3 separate regions of the Homo sapiens genome follow, and all the other regions are linked to region 1. The links are chromatin contacts, found by Hi-C or POLR2A ChIA-PET in ENCODE. All regions are on one chromosome and are shown on one strand. The core of a region is the stretch at or near the end of the contact, and the rest is flanking DNA. Distances in the headings are between cores, read along the strand shown.

Region 1 (4,903 bases), core at 841-3,340:
GGGAGGTTGCAGTGAGCTGAGATCAAACCACTGCACTCTAGCCTGGGTGACAGAGTGAGATTCTGTCTCAAAAAAAAAAAAAAAAAAAAAAACCTTGAAAAAAATTCAGACACTGGAATTATCATAATACAGATTACAAAATAATTATGATTACTATGTTCCAAGGAATAAAATAATCCAACATACCAATTAGCAGGAAATAGGACAGAGAAACATGTTGAAATGGTCTATGTATATGGAATCATCAAAGTCACAACTCTGGGAAACTCTGTAGAGTTAAAGGCCCCAAGTTCTTAAACGCTTTCAACGCTTTACCATTAAGTAGGATGTTTGGTGTATGGTGTTTTGCAGATACCCTCTATAAGATTAATTTCTCTTCTATTCCTGGTTTTCCATGAGTGTTTATCATGAATAAGTGTTAAATTTAATAAATTATTCTACATTTATTAAGATGATATTTTCTCCATTAATTAGTTAGTATCTTCAATTACAGTAATTTGTCTTCTCATGTTAAAACAACCTAATTTGGCTGGACGAGGTGGCTCACGCCTGTAATCCCACCACTTTGGCAGGCGGGTGGATCACTTGAGGTCAGGAGTTTCAGACCAGCCTGGCCAATACGGTGAAACCCCCCCACCGTCTCTACTAAAAATACAAAAAAAATTAGCCGGGCGTGGTGACGCACGCCTGTAATCCCAGCTACTCGGGAGGCTGAGGCAGGAGAATCACTTGAATCCAGGAGGTGGAGGTTTCAAAAAAAAAAAAAAAAAAGAACAAAACGTCTCAAAAAAAAACCCCCACAAAACAGAACAAAACAAAAAACCACATAACTTGGCTATGGTATTATTCCTTTCACATAATACTAGATTTTGCTAATATTTTGCTTACAGAGTTTCCCGTCTAGACTCATGAGCAAAACTTGCATACACTTTTCCTTCCATTCGCTGTTCTCGTCAGGTTTTCCTATCAGGGTTATGCTAGGCCATTAAAAAGTTTAAAAGTGTTACCCGCTTTCATCTTCCTTCCCCCTTTTATTCTGGAACTATTAAAGACTGGAATTATGTTTTCCTCTTATATATCGTTCAATTTGCCAGGGAAGCCATGGTGGCTTGCAGTCTTCTTTGTTGGAAGACTTTGGACTACTCTTTCAATTTGTTACTAAACTATGTAGGTTTCCCATTTCCCTAAACATGGAAACAGAAGACCTCCTAGGACGTCTCCATTGCGGGAGGGAGACTGCAGAGGTCTCCGGCCACAGGACTGAGGAAAACCGCAAAAAGACGCGGTCACTACTAGGCGGAGTTAAACTATGGAGCCGGTACCCCCAATACCCTGCCCGGCAAGGCCGCCTCGTGACGTCCCCGTCTGACAGAGTCCCTCCCCATAGGGCCGCGACAGAACCACCGCACGATGGGACACGCGAGGGTAAGCTCAGGTCTCAGCGCATCGTGTGGGCGTCGGGACAGCGTCCTGGGCACCTGTTCCTTCCACCTGCTCAAATCTCTTTCCCTTCTATGAAGAAGGGGGCTCCGGGCCCCATCCCCAGGGAGCAAGAAGACGCAGAGGACCGCGCCGGTTCAGGTGCCGCTGGAGAAATGGAATCTGACGGAGAAACTGATCTGGGGCGGCAGCCCGCTAGGTTCGCCTGACTCACTAAATGCTACTACAGTGCCCCACACGGACTGCCACGAGCGGGTCACGTGACTGGACTCTGGATCGGCTGTGCTGTGATGGCCGCGTAGCGCGCTGCTGTGCGCGCGAGACTATAAGCCTCTGGGCCGCCGGTGCCTCCGCGCGGTCACCGCCTCCACCCGCCTGGCCGCTTCCCTCGGCGCATGCGTAGCACACCGACTCCAGGATTGTTTCCCAAATCCCACTTCCGCCACTTCCTCCTCCCGAGACCAGCCAAGCGCGCCTGGCTGTCTGCCCTTCTTGGGCTCTTGGGGAGAACGTGGTCCGGGAACTGGCAGTCACGGGGAGGCAGCACAAGAGGTTTTCGCCCTCATGTGCTGGTGCAACTATCGCGACCATCACCCTGAGAACTGGAGGAAGGGTGCCGCAGGCAAAGAGTGGCGCGCCTGCAGATTCGGTTCCGCGCTTGGGGCTCTCGCGAGACCCGGCGCTGGAGTGTGGACCGCGCGTGCCGGTGACGCGTGGTGCAGACACGTCGCCGGTGCCTCTCTCCCTAGGCCTTCCTGGGGGTGAGCTTCCGTCCCAGACGTCTTCGGTCCTACACTGCTTCCATTTCTTTTTTTTTTTTTTCCTTCTTTTTTTCTTTGAGACAGGGGCTCATTCTATCACCCAGGCTGGAGTGCAGCGGCGCGATCTCGGCCCACCGTAAGCTCCGCCTCCCGGGCTCAAGCGATCCTCCCACTTCAGCCTCCTGAGTAGCTGGGACTCCAGGTGAGCGCCCTGCTAATTTTATATTTTTGGTAGAGACGGGGTTTCGCCATGTTGCCCAGGCTGGTCTCAACTCCTGGTCTCAAGTGATCCGCCTGCCTTGGCCTTCCAAAGTGCTGGGCTTACAGGCGGGAGCCACTGCACCCAGCCCTACGCCCCATCTTTCTGGGTTTCTGCCTGGTATTGTTACATCTCCAACAGGCTTAACTCAAAGCTGACTTTCCGCCTGTGCTGTATCTGCCCCATGGTCCTTTAGAGTATATAAAATATAAATGGCACTTTGGGAGGCCGAGGCAGGAGGATTGCTTGAGCTCAGGAGTTACTGACCAGCCTGGGCAACATAGTGAGACCCCCGTCTCATTAAAAAATAATAATGCAGGCAGGGCGCAGTGGCTCATGCCTGTAAACCGAGCACTTTCGGAGGCCAAGGTGGGCGGATCGCCTGAGATTGGGAGTTCGAGACCAGCCTGACCAACATGGAGAAACCCCATCTCTACTAAAAATACAAAATTAGTTGGGCGTGGTGGTGCGTGCCTGTAATCCCAGCTATTCAGGAGGCTGAGGCAGGAGAATCGCTTGAACCCGGGAGACGGAGCTTACAGTGAGTCGAGATGAGCCACTGCACTCCAGCCTGGGCAACAAGAGCGAAACTCCATCTCAAATAATAATAATAATACAAATAAATAAATGTACACACACAAATAAATGGACTTGATAGCGATTTTTTTAGGTTTTCAGCTGCCCAATTCAAGAAATGTATTTCTTCTTGTCCCTGATTTCCGTCACTGTCCCAAGGCAGTGGGATTAAAGCACCACTACCGTTTTTAGATCCTTGTGTTTGGCATTCCATGTCCTCCTCTCAAGACGTTTGACGTAACTTTCTCCATCTGCTCTGTTGAAACATATGCTTCAAAATCTTTTTTTTTTTTTTTTTGAGACGGAGTCTCGCTCTGTTGCCCAGGCTGGAGTGCAGTGGCGCGATCTCGGCTCACTGCAAGCTCCGCCTCCCGGGTTCAAGTGATTCTCCTGCCTCAGCCTCCCAAGTAGCTAGGACTACAGGCGCCCGCCACCAAGCCCGGCTAATTTTTTGTATTTTTAGTAGAGACGGGGTTTCACCGTGTTAGCCAGGATGGTCTCGATCTCCTGACCTCGTGATCCACCTGCCTCGGCCTCCCAAATTGTTGGGATTACAGGCGTGAGCCACTGCACCCAGCCTACCAGCCTAGACCTAGTTTTAGTTCCTTTTTTTGCTTCACTCCATTGTAGCTTAGGAAGCTAGTTTCAATTCCGGATTCTACCGTCTATCTGTATGACTGGGCCTTTGGTCAGTCTTTCTAAAATGAAGATTGCTCATTTTACAAATGAGTAAAAACTACCTGACATGTAGTGCAGGCTTTGTAAAGCACTCATCATGCTGCTTGTCATACTGTAAGCACTGATATGGCATAGGAAACCCAACCCCCAAACATAGCACCTTGGAAGTTGAGAAAACAGCATATACTGGAAGGCCACTGTCACATCTCCCTCACCCGTCTCTGAAGCAGGCCATAAAGCCTAGGAAGGTCATCCTCTTATCTCTCTTGAAAACCCTCATGTGGCAGGTGTCCTGCCCTATATCAGGGTGGAAGGAATGTCACACAGGGACACCAAGAATAATCTGAACAAACAGGTCTTGCTAATCTCATGCCCCCAATTTATTACCGTGAGATCATACCCGCTTTGTTCAATCATACTTCTGCACAACTATCCACTTTCTCAAACCTATGCATAAAAGTACACAGACTTTTCTTTGGGTCATTTCCTTAGGAAGACTCCCCATCATGTAAAACTTATATTACACAAATTTGTATGCTTTTCTCTTGTTAATCTGTATTTTGTTATAGGAGTCTCAGCCATGAACCTTACCATGGTTAAGGAAAACTTGCTTTTTCTTCTCTACACACTCAAATAAATTAGTTTGCCTCCTTTTCCATGCTTACCCAATATAAAATAGTAAAATGCCTCTTTTTTTTTTTTTTTTTTTTTTTTTCTGAGAGGGAGTCTCGCTCTGTTGCCCAGGCTGGAGTGCAGTGGCGCGATCTCGGCTCACTGCAACCTCCGCCTCCCAGGTTCAAGCAATTCTCCAGCCTCAGCCTCCTGAGTAGCTCGGATTATAGGTGCCTGCCACCACGCGTGGCTAATTTTTGTATTTTTAGTAGAGAAAGGGTTTCGCCATAATGGTCAGGCTGGTCTCGAATTCCTGACCTGAGGTGATCCACCCATCTTGACCTCCCAAAGTGCTGGGATTGCAAGCGTGAGCCACTGCGCCCGGCCTAAAATGCCTCTTAGTAAGACTTAATTTCTGTCCAGGCATGGTGGTTCATGCCTGTAACCCCAACACTTTGGGAGGCCGAGGCGGGTGGATCACCTGAGGTCAGGAGTTCGAGACCAGCCTGGCCAACATGGTGAAACCCCATCTCTAATAAAAATACAAAAAGCATTAGCCGGGCATGGTGGCGGTGCC
Region 2 (4,903 bases), core at 1-2,500, 1.2 Mb before region 1:
CCTCAAAAGTGATTTGAAAGAAGGAACATCTGAGCTGGGCCCAAACCCTATTGCAATTTTATTGGGGCCAAAGAGAACTCCATGCTCCTGCCAAATCAAGGCAGTGTCAGCCTCAATAATTTCCCAGATAAAAATAAAAATCTGTGATACAATCAGAATGTGAAAATTCTTATTTTGGAAGCAAATGTCATAACCAATGCAAGGGCTATCTCAATATTCATTCATTATGCAGTATTTTGAACTGCAGTTGAAATGAATAAGAAGGAAAGGCAAACAACGAAGAGTCCAATTTCTCAATTTAGAAAAAGAGAAAAAAAAGAAAAGGGAGCACACAGGCACGGTGGCTCAAGCCTGTAATATCAGCACTTTGGCGGATCACTTGAGGTCAAGGAGTTCGAGAAAAGAGAGCACCTAGAAGTTCAGCGCGGGATAATACTTAAGTAAATTATGACACCATCGTCTGTCATCTTGGGCCCATTCACTAACCCAAAGCTTTCAAAAGGGCTTTCTTAACCCTCACCTAGAATAGGCTTCCGCAGCCTTAATCCTTAGGGTGGCAGAATATCAGGGACCCTGAGCATTCTTAAAAGATGTAGCTCGGGATGGGAAGTTCTTTTAATGACAAAGCAAATGAAGTTTCATTATGTCGAGGAACTTTGAGGAAGTCACAGAATCCACGATTTAAAAATATATTTCCTATTATACACCCATACACACACACACACACCTACTTTCTAGAATAAAAACCAAAGCCATATGGGTCTGCTGCTGACTTTTTATATGTTGTAGAGTTATATCAAGTTATGTCAAGATGTTCAGTCACCTTGAAGAGGCTTTTATCAGAAAGGGGGACGCCTTTCTGATAAAGGTTAAGGGGTAACCTTAAGCTCTTACCCCTCTGAAGGTAAAATCAAGGTGCGTTCAGATGTTGGCTTGTTGTAAATTTCTTTTTTTATTAATAACATACTAAATGTGGATTTGCTTTAATCTTCGAAACTCTTCCCGGTGAAAATCTCATTTACAAGAAAACTGGACTGACATGTTTCACTTTCTGTTTCATTTCTATACACAGCTTTATTCCTAGGACACCAACACTAGATACCTAAACTGAAAGCTTCCGCCGATTTCACCGAAGGTCAGGAAAGTCCAACGCCCGGCAAACTGGATTTGCTGCCTTGGGCAGAGGTGGGCGGGACCCCGCCTCCGGGCCTGGCGCAACGCTGAGCAGCTGGCGCGTCCCGCGCGGCCCCAGTTCTGCGCAGCTTCCCGAGGCTCCGCACCAGCCGCGCTTCTGTCCGCCTGCAGGTAGGGAGCGTTGTTCCTCCGCGGGTGCCCACGGCCCAGTATCTCTGGCTAGCTCGCTGGGCACTTTAGGACGGAGGGTCTCTACACCCTTTCTTTGGGATGGAGAGAGGAGAAGGGAAAGGGAACGCGATGGTCTAGGGGGCAGTAGAGCCAATTACCTGTTGGGGTTAATAAGAACAGGCAATGCATCTGGCCTTCCTCCAGGCGCGATTCAGTTTTGCTCTAAAAATAATTTATACCTCTAAAAATAAATAAGATAGGTAGTATAGGATAGGTAGTCATTCTTATGCGACTGTGTGTTCAGAATATAGCTCTGATGCTAGGCTGGAGGTCTGGACACGGGTCCAAGTCCACCGCCAGCTGCTTGCTAGTAACATGACTTGTGTAAGTTATCCCAGCTGCAGCATCTAAGTAAGTCTCTTCCTGCGCTAAGCAGGTCCAGGATCCCTGAACGGAATTTATTTGCTCTGTCCATTCTGAGAACCCAAAGGAGTCCTAAAAGAGGAATGGAGGAGCCTAAGAATAAAAATAGTATAATAAAACATTTCTTAGACACATTGACCTTGGCCTATGTCAAAGTTCAGTCTGGGTTTGTCTTATAACACAAGGAGTAAAAGTACCATTGTTCTACCTCTTTTTTTAATACTTGAAAAAAATTTACTGTGGATGCTTTTCTATGAATTAAATAACCTTCTAAAAAATGTTTTCATTGCTGCATTCGATTAGATTGGGTAACTAAATGAAATTAATTCCTCACTGTTGGGTATAAAGGTTATTTACAGTGGTTCTGTCTTAGCCATTCACTGAACTCATTGCATATATATCTCTGGAATATTGCTGATTGTTTCCTTCAAGTAAACTTAGAAGTGTAACTACTTAGTCAAAGAGCCTGAATATTTTAAAGGCCTTTTGAAGAAAACTGAAAATGCTTTCCAGAAAGGATGTATCAGTTGACAATGACAGTCGTCAACAGTATTTAAGGAGAACTATGATACTCTGAAGAAAAACTTAGCCTTTCTCAGTAAAAGTAGGTAGGCAGAGGCCACATGACAGCAGTTAGAGTGTGGTCTTCAAGGAAGTCACAGAAATACTGTGGGGAATTGAAACCCCATGTGGAAAATGTACAAGAGTGTCTCAGTGTGACTGAGAAGGAGGTTGGGCATGGGGTTTCATGGAGTTTAATAAAGTTTGGTCACTTAGTAGAGGTTTAATAAATCAACTGTCTTAATCTTTGATCCTACTTAAGAATTTTTTTTTTGTTTTTGTAGAGATGGGGCTCTTGTTATGTTGCCCAGGCTGTTCTCGAACTCCTAGCCTCAGGCGATCCTCCCTCCTCAGGCTCCAGAAGTCCTGGGATTACTGGCGGGAGCCACCATGCAGGCCTCTTGCTCCTACTTTTGAGAAAGGAAGTTTAACCGGTTTTTTTTGTCTTTTTTTTTTTTTTTTTGAGACAGAGTCTCACTCTGTTGCCCATGCTGGAGTGCAGTGGTGCAATCTCAGCTCACTGCCTCCCGGGTTCAAGTGATTCTCCTGCCTCAGCCTCCCGAGTAGCTGGGACTACAGGCACCTGCCACCACGCCCAGCTAATTTTTGTATTTTTAGTAGAAATGGGGTTTCACCATATTGGCCAGGCTGATCTCGAACTCCTGACCTCAGGTGATCCGCCTGCCTCGGCCTCCCAAAGTGCTGGGATTACAGGCATGAGCCACTGCTCCTGGCTGCTTAACTTTTTCTCTATCTCATCCTCCTACCCATCCTACCCTTGGAAGATAGAGAAGTAGTATTAGTTCCATAGTGTTATACTGGGCTTCCCCCAGGGACAAACCCACTTCCCCAACCTGAATGAGCCATCACTTCTTCCCCAGTTTACATTTCATTGCTCTTTAAATGTCTCCATTCGGATATGGGAATTCACATATGGTCATAATTCTTACCTGAAGAAGATGTCAGTCTTCTTCTCTTAGACCAACTGCCCTGATATGAGGTTTAGAGGTTAAAGAACATGTGTGTATTTACATGATCTTTGTATTCTGCCTTTTCGTCCCTCACTAATGACAGCTGCACCCCAAGGAAATGGAGCTGTGGAAGAGAGGGTTTGATAAGAAATTAAGTAAATATTGGATCTAATCCATCACCCTCCAGGAAGCCTTTATTACTCCTAAAAATTTCAACCAAATTCATTAAAGGACAAGAACTCCACCAGAGTAGGCCATAAACATTGGCAAAATTAGTTGTAATCCATGACTAGATTTAATGTCCCTTTGTTTTATTCCCATATGGTTATAATGCTTTGCTTGGCATTAGGGGTATTTTAAGTTTTCTTCTGCCTAGTAAGTGAATTTGTGTTTATAATACAATAATCATAAAATATCACATTAATATTTTATAACTGTACAGTTATAAAATATTTTATAAGTAATATTTATATTTTATAAGTAATATTTTATAACTGTACAGTTAACTCTGGCCCAAGGAAAAGATAGTCTGATAGATGCTGCAGCCCCATTTTAGCAAATGTGACCTCACAGGCCTGAATGCCATCGCTATTCCACATCTACAGGATAGACGGAAAGGAAAGAAATAAAAAAATAGGTACCTAACACTGGCAAGAGGATGATGACTCATGTTATTTCACTTAACCTTTTTATCTTTTAACATGAAGGACTCATACAGGTTGATAAGAAACCAGTGACATAAACAGACCAAAAAATGATCAGATCTTTCAAATTAGCAAAAAAATAATATTTTTTAAACAATGGGTGAAAATACAGTGTAACAGTACCAATTATCAACATGTGTTGAGAACCAGAAAAATGTTCTTTTTCTTTGATCAGCAACACTATTTGGGAAAATCTATCCTCAGGGCCTAGCCTGGGGCCCTGGCACACAGTAGGCACTCAACGAATATTTGCTGAACACACAAATACTTATGATATTTTAAAAAATTGGCAACAATCTGATACCTAACAATAGAGGGATTAAATATTATGGAACTGTTAAATAAGATGCTTATGAATACCATGCAGTAAGATGGGCAATATTTATGCCATAAGCTTTAATGAAACAAATGGGTATTAAATGTATGATAAGGTTATAAATTACTTTTTAAAAGATTACAGGGAAAAAAATTGAAAGATATACACTGAAATGTTTTTTGCTCACAGTGGTGACAAGGTTTCTCAGCACTGGCACTGTTGACGTTTTAGGCTGTATGTCTTTGCTGTGGGAGGCTGGCCTGTGCACTGCAGGGTGTTTGGCAGCACTCTTGGCCTCTGCCCCTAGATAGCAATAGCAGTCCTCCCTCAACCAGCCCAATTTTGACAACCAAAAATGTTTCCAGGCATCACCAGATGCTCCCTGGGTGAGAGTGATGAAATAGTAGGGGATTTTCCCCTTCTTTTCTTATTTTCTGTAATTCCATTATATTACTTTAATAATAAAGAAAAAAACATAAAAAATAAACGAATGTTATTATTCTACGTCAGTTTGGATGTTTGGACTCCATTTTGGGGTTCTTTCCATTATATCACTTGGTCTGCTAAACATTCTACGGTTTGGTAAGGTGAAGTGATTCATGAAATTTTGGTTTTATTTTTTT
Region 3 (4,903 bases), core at 1,229-3,728, 1.1 Mb before region 1:
CCTGAGGTCGGGAGTTCCAGATCAGCCTGACCAACATGGAGAAACCTCGTCTCTACTAAAAATACAAAATTAGCCAGGCATGTTGGTGCATGCCTGTAATCCCAACTACTCCAGAGGCTGAGGCAGGAGAATTGCTTGAACCCAGGAGGTGGAGGCTGCAGTGAGCTGAGATGGCACCATTGCACGCCAGCCTGGGCAACAAGAGCGAAACTCCACCTCAAAAAAAAAAAAAAAGAAAGAAATCACACTGGATCTGTAGAAAGAACATCAGTTCTTTTCAGGCCATGTGAATTCAGGCACATCTACCACACCTGTCCTGTTTCCTCACTTGAGAAAGTGAGAATAACAACATCACACCAATGTCACTCACCTTGAATGTTTACTATGAATTAAATCAAGACAAGCATTTGGAATTATTTTGTGAATCTTAAGTGCTACACAGGAGTGTGGCAGAGGAATAAGCTTCTAAAGTCAGCAAGTAAGGTTAAAATTGAGTGCAATAAAAATTGCTTAGAAGTTCCTTAAATTGCCCATGAGCACAGTATGACAAACTTGAGACACATGAGAACAAAGACTCTCTGAGAGACAGCTGGGACAAACATTCAGTAACACTGCCAGCAAAATTGCTGCACTAGAACATTTTCATTTCCTCTTTCTGCCAAGTGCATAACTGAATCTAAGATGAAAGTATGATGCAACTTTGTTATTCTACAATTTGAAATTGGCAAGTTAAGAAACCTCTCTGGGCCTCTTTGTCTAATGGTGTAGCTCAGCTGGATCAGGGTTTCCTCCACGGTTTGTCTGACAAATACTGCCAGCTTACTATGCTTACTATGTTCCAGGCTGCTGTGTTGGACTGGGGGAGGGTAGACGCCAAGGAGACAATCTGATCGCAACAGGCTGGTGAGTGGTGAGGCAGTTTCAACCTCCATTTGAGGAATACAGGATTCTATCATCACCTTCCAGGGAATGCAGTGAATGTTTAGAAAAATTACAGAAAGTTACATATTTGGTTATGAATACCAGCTACAATGCTATATCTAATATGAATTAAGTTTCTTTGTTTCCTTTTTTCTGTTTATGTTGCTACTTTTTTTTTTTTTTTTGAGACAGTCTCACTCTGTTGCCCAGGCTGGAGTGCAGTGGAGGGATCTTGGTTTGCTGCAACTTCCGCCTCCCAGGTTCAAGCGATTCTCCTGCCTTAGCCTCCTGAGGAACTGGGATTACAGGCACCTGCCACCACGCCCAGCTAATTTTTGTATTTTCAGTAAGACGGGGGTTTCACGATGTTGGCCAGGCTGGTCTCGAACTGCTTACCTAAAGTGATCTGCCCGCCTCGGCCTCCCAAAATGCTGGGATTACAGGCGTGAGCCCCAGCACCCCGCCTACGTTGCTACTTTTTAATGTGGGGTCATTTTTTAAACCTGGCTTTTTAATTGAAAAAGTAATACAAACATATGGAAAAATTCAAACTGTACTAAAAAAGGTAGACAATGAGAAGCAAATCTTTCTTCTATTTCAGACTCCTCCTTCCCCCATTCCACACCATATCCCCTCAACCCTCCTTCTATTCAGACGTTACCACTGGGTCAATCCGTTGAAAGTTACAGCTAAGGTGATACCTGGGGTCCAAAAGCTAAATATGGACCTACGCTATCACCAGTCCCTTCCAGTTCTAAAACTAAGTCCAAGCCTTTTGCAGCACGAAAGAGATAGCCTCCTCTCATCTAAAGTTATGGCTGGTAAGGCTGAGACGAATGGAAATGGATTTCAAAGACATAGATTTAGAACTCCTGAAAGGCAGGAGACAGAACTCAATACTTTCATGGTGAGTGGTTTATTTACTGATTAAATAAACGCTCCCTTAGGGATGTAAGCTCCACACCGGCAGGAGCTTCATCACCAGCTCTCACTGCAGACCCCGGCATTAAAGGAGCTCACACGGTAAAAGCCCCTACCGCCCACCACAGCCACAGCGGCCGGCAGCCCAAAGTGGGAAACCGCGCCGGCCGTCACGTGACTCCAGCTCCCCCCGGCAACCGGCCCGCCCCCACCGAGACCCCGCCAATCCGGAAGGGAGGTCCAATTTGGCCAGGCCAGGGCGTGTTCCACCGGCCCAGTAGCCTTGCTGCTGCGTTATCCCTAGACTCGCCCCACTTGCCTCGGAGTCTCAGGCCGTTGCCTAGGTCCTCCCGGTAAAACCCTGGAGACTGCTAGGGAGAGGAGCAAGGGAGGGGCCAGCGCGCAGAAGTGCGGACGCAACCCGGCGGCCGCGGGCGAGGCTTATGCAGAGCTTCAAGAAACAGCTAGGGAGACCGCAGGAGTCTCCAGAGCGCGCGCGCGGGCCCTCCCCGGCCCGACCCACGCGGCGCGGCGTGGTGACGCCCGCGCGGCCTGAGGAAGGGGCGGGGTCGGGGCGGGCCTCCGCGCTCCTCCCGCCCTCTCTGTGTCCCTACTCTCCCTCCCCTTCCCTCCCCCACACTCGGCCCCGTCAGCTTGGGGGTGCCTTCGTCGCGCAGCCTTGCGTCGGCCCGGCCCGGCCAGGCCAGCGGGCAGATGCCCCGAGCTGCCGCCGCCGCCGCCGCCGACTCGGCCGGTGGCGGTGTGGGAGGTGGGCGACCAGCCCGGGGCCGCTGAGTGTGACGGACGCAACTGGGGGCGCCGGGGGCTCCGCACGGACCATGTATTTTCTGAGCGGCTGGCCCAAGAGGCTGCTGTGCCCTCTGGGGAGCCCGGCCGAGGCGCCTTTCCACGTTCAGTCCGACCCGCAGAGGGCTTTCTTCGCCGTGCTGGCCGCGGCCCGCCTCAGCATCTGGTACAGCCGAGTAAGTAGAGCCGCCCGCCGCCTTTCGCCGCTGCCTCCCCGGCCTCCCGGCGCCGTCCCACCCCCAACTTCCACCCAGAGCCTAGGACTCCTGCCCCTTCGTGCCAGACCCACCTGCCTTCGCAGTCCGCGTCCTCGTTCCACCGAATTGGCCGCAGGTACCCGCCGGCTGCAGGCACGTCCTCCAGCCGGCGGTCCGGGGTGGATGAAGTCGCTGCTGCCGAAAATCCCTGAGCCTCCCCGCGTTGGACCGACGGCCGCGGCGTGCAGACTCCGCACGCTCCCCGGCCGAGCCCAGACTTGTTCTTCTCTCCCTTCCCCCATTCCCCGAGGGACAAATTTGTTTAAACTTTCCACAATTAGAAATCCGGCCGCTGTGGTGCCCCAACCCTCCCTTACTTTAAAGGTCGCCGTTTTGGAGTTAGGGAAAGCCTCTTGGGCTTTACCCAGCGCCAGACTTTACAGGCCTGTAATAACTTATTTCTACAAACTACAGCCTGAATTCTTTATTCTTCACTAAAGGTCTGGTTATTTAACTCCCCTCTTTAACCCCAACATCCCTTCCCCACTTTCGAGTTGGTCTTTTTCTTTGCTGCTGCTCTTGGACTCTTCGGAATAGGGGGTTAAAGGAGCGGAAGTAGAACTCAAATCTGTCCGCGGAACTCCCAGTTATAACACCTGGAAATAATAAGGCTTGGGAGGAGCATGGAACTGAATTCTGTTTTTGCTTTAAGTCCTGGTTATCTTTTTCTTTCTTGTATTGAATTACTGAGTAGATATGAGAAAGAAATAAGTGGTGGATGGGATACTCCCTACTCTCTGCAAACACTGCTATAACTTTGTCTATGAGAACGACAGAGTTCAGAGTATAAAAATGCTTTTTTTCCTCCCCAAAGAAGGCAGTACCAATCGATGTCAGAGTGAAGTTTTTCTCCTTTCCAAGTTAATTTGACCATGTGGGGATAGGTTGTGATCTTGTCCTTATTAGGTGTTCGTGAAATACTGGTTTTAGTTTGTTAAAATCCCCAAATCTTTGTGTGTTGCTGTTCCATTACCTGTAATGCCCTTGACAGTCCTCACCCACTTCCCTGGTAATACTGGTGATGGGATTTAGTGACGGGTAATTCTGGTGTCTCCTTTGACTGTCATAGTTGGGCTGTAAATCAGACTATTTGCCATCAAGTTTTGGCTGATCTAATTTTCAAATGCAAATCAGAACAAAACAAACTTATAAAATCGTAATACCAACAATATGACTATTTTGTCTAGTGCCTGATTGTATTTTGAATATATATGTATGTATGTGTGTGTGTATATATATAAACATATGTGTAAATATATATAAAGTATCATCTGGTTCCTAAATGAGATATTCGTTTACAATGTATATGCCAGTTGAATAATTTTTAATTTGTTTAGGTGTATATAACTCAACTTTAAAGCACATGCAGAAAAAAATAGAACTTGAATTTAAATTGTCTTTTGAATTTAATACATAATTCCTTTTGAATGTAACAAATTTAGACTTTCGTCTAAAATTTAACTTTTCTTACCTTTAAAAAGGCAGACCTAACTTAATTTTAAATAAAAGTAAACAATATGACCTATGAATTGACCAGAAGCCTGTAAACCACTTTATTCCCCCATAAGAGAAGCATAAACATATGCTTTAATTTAGGGACATTGTGAATATTCTTAAGCATGTCTATTGTTTGGTTTTGGAGTTACATACGACATCTAGAAATCCAAGGCAGTTCTGGAATTTAAACTATTCATACTCTTCTTTCAAATTCCCACCTCACATGCAACTTCCTTTTTCCACAGAAGTCCAGGGACCCCTACTATTAAGTTCTGTTGTGCAAAAGTTAGGCTGTAGGGAACCCATGGGTTTAGAGGTCTGGAGTGAAATGAAATGCAGGAATACCTTAGAGGAGGCTGTATAGTACTGTAGTATGAGTGGTTAACCTTGGTCTCTGGGCACCAGCTTTGTTGTCACTGAAAAAAATCAGATATTCACGAGGTCAAGAGATCGAGACCATCCTGGCCAACATGGTGAAATCCCGTCTCTACTAAAAATAC

The links. A loop is a pair of places that touch in the nucleus more often than their neighbours do. ChIA-PET counts read pairs that join two places held with the same protein, here RNA polymerase II (POLR2A). Pooled maps may share reads with other maps.
Region 2: a map of CD8-positive, alpha-beta T cell shows a loop between it and region 1 (11-fold over the local background). The contact joins the promoter of CD274 here to the enhancer-like site in region 1. A Hi-C loop is called at or near these places in 2 of 168 maps with a recorded cell type or tissue (CD8-positive, alpha-beta T cell and naive thymus-derived CD4-positive, alpha-beta T cell), 3 of 37 single-sample maps with no recorded cell type and 8 of 50 pooled maps.
Region 3: a map of CD8-positive, alpha-beta T cell shows a loop between it and region 1 (18-fold over the local background). The contact joins the promoter of RIC1 here to the enhancer-like site in region 1. A Hi-C loop is called at or near these places in 10 of 168 maps with a recorded cell type or tissue (B cell, CD4-positive, alpha-beta memory T cell, CD8-positive, alpha-beta T cell and 5 more), 7 of 37 single-sample maps with no recorded cell type and 23 of 50 pooled maps. POLR2A ChIA-PET finds 5 or more read pairs at or near these places in 2 of 52 experiments (HEK293 and activated CD4-positive, alpha-beta T cell).

Annotation. Positions count from the first base shown.
Region 1 is chr9:6,679,586-6,684,488 of GRCh38, forward strand. No RefSeq gene overlaps it. Among named protein-coding and RNA genes, the nearest start is that of LINC02851, 22 kb to the right of the region's middle. RefSeq lists enhancers at 1,334-1,713, 1,620-2,368, 1,834-2,123, 2,194-2,313, 3,882-4,141. Within about 2 kb of position 2,091, at least 41 of the 41 ENCODE cell types and tissues checked have a DNase peak (open chromatin) inside an H3K27ac peak, as active enhancers do; they include B cell, CD8-positive, alpha-beta T cell, OCI-LY7 and 2 more, where a contact is called at or near this core.
Region 2 is chr9:5,449,292-5,454,194 of GRCh38, forward strand. CD274 (CD274 molecule) reads left to right here and starts at 1,251. Exons shown (of 7, transcript NM_014143.4): 1 at 1,251-1,305. RefSeq lists enhancers at 1,028-1,077, 1,368-1,527.
Region 3 is chr9:5,626,629-5,631,531 of GRCh38, forward strand. It overlaps RIC1 (RIC1 partner of RAB6A GEF complex), which reads left to right and starts at 2,479. Exons shown (of 26, transcript NM_020829.4): 1 at 2,479-2,825. The coding sequence starts at 2,682. It overlaps INCR1 (interferon stimulated noncoding RNA 1), which reads right to left and starts at 3,099. Exons shown (of 3, transcript XR_007061406.1): 1 at 2,939-3,099. RefSeq lists enhancers at 669-888, 2,799-3,299 and a silencer at 2,239-2,778.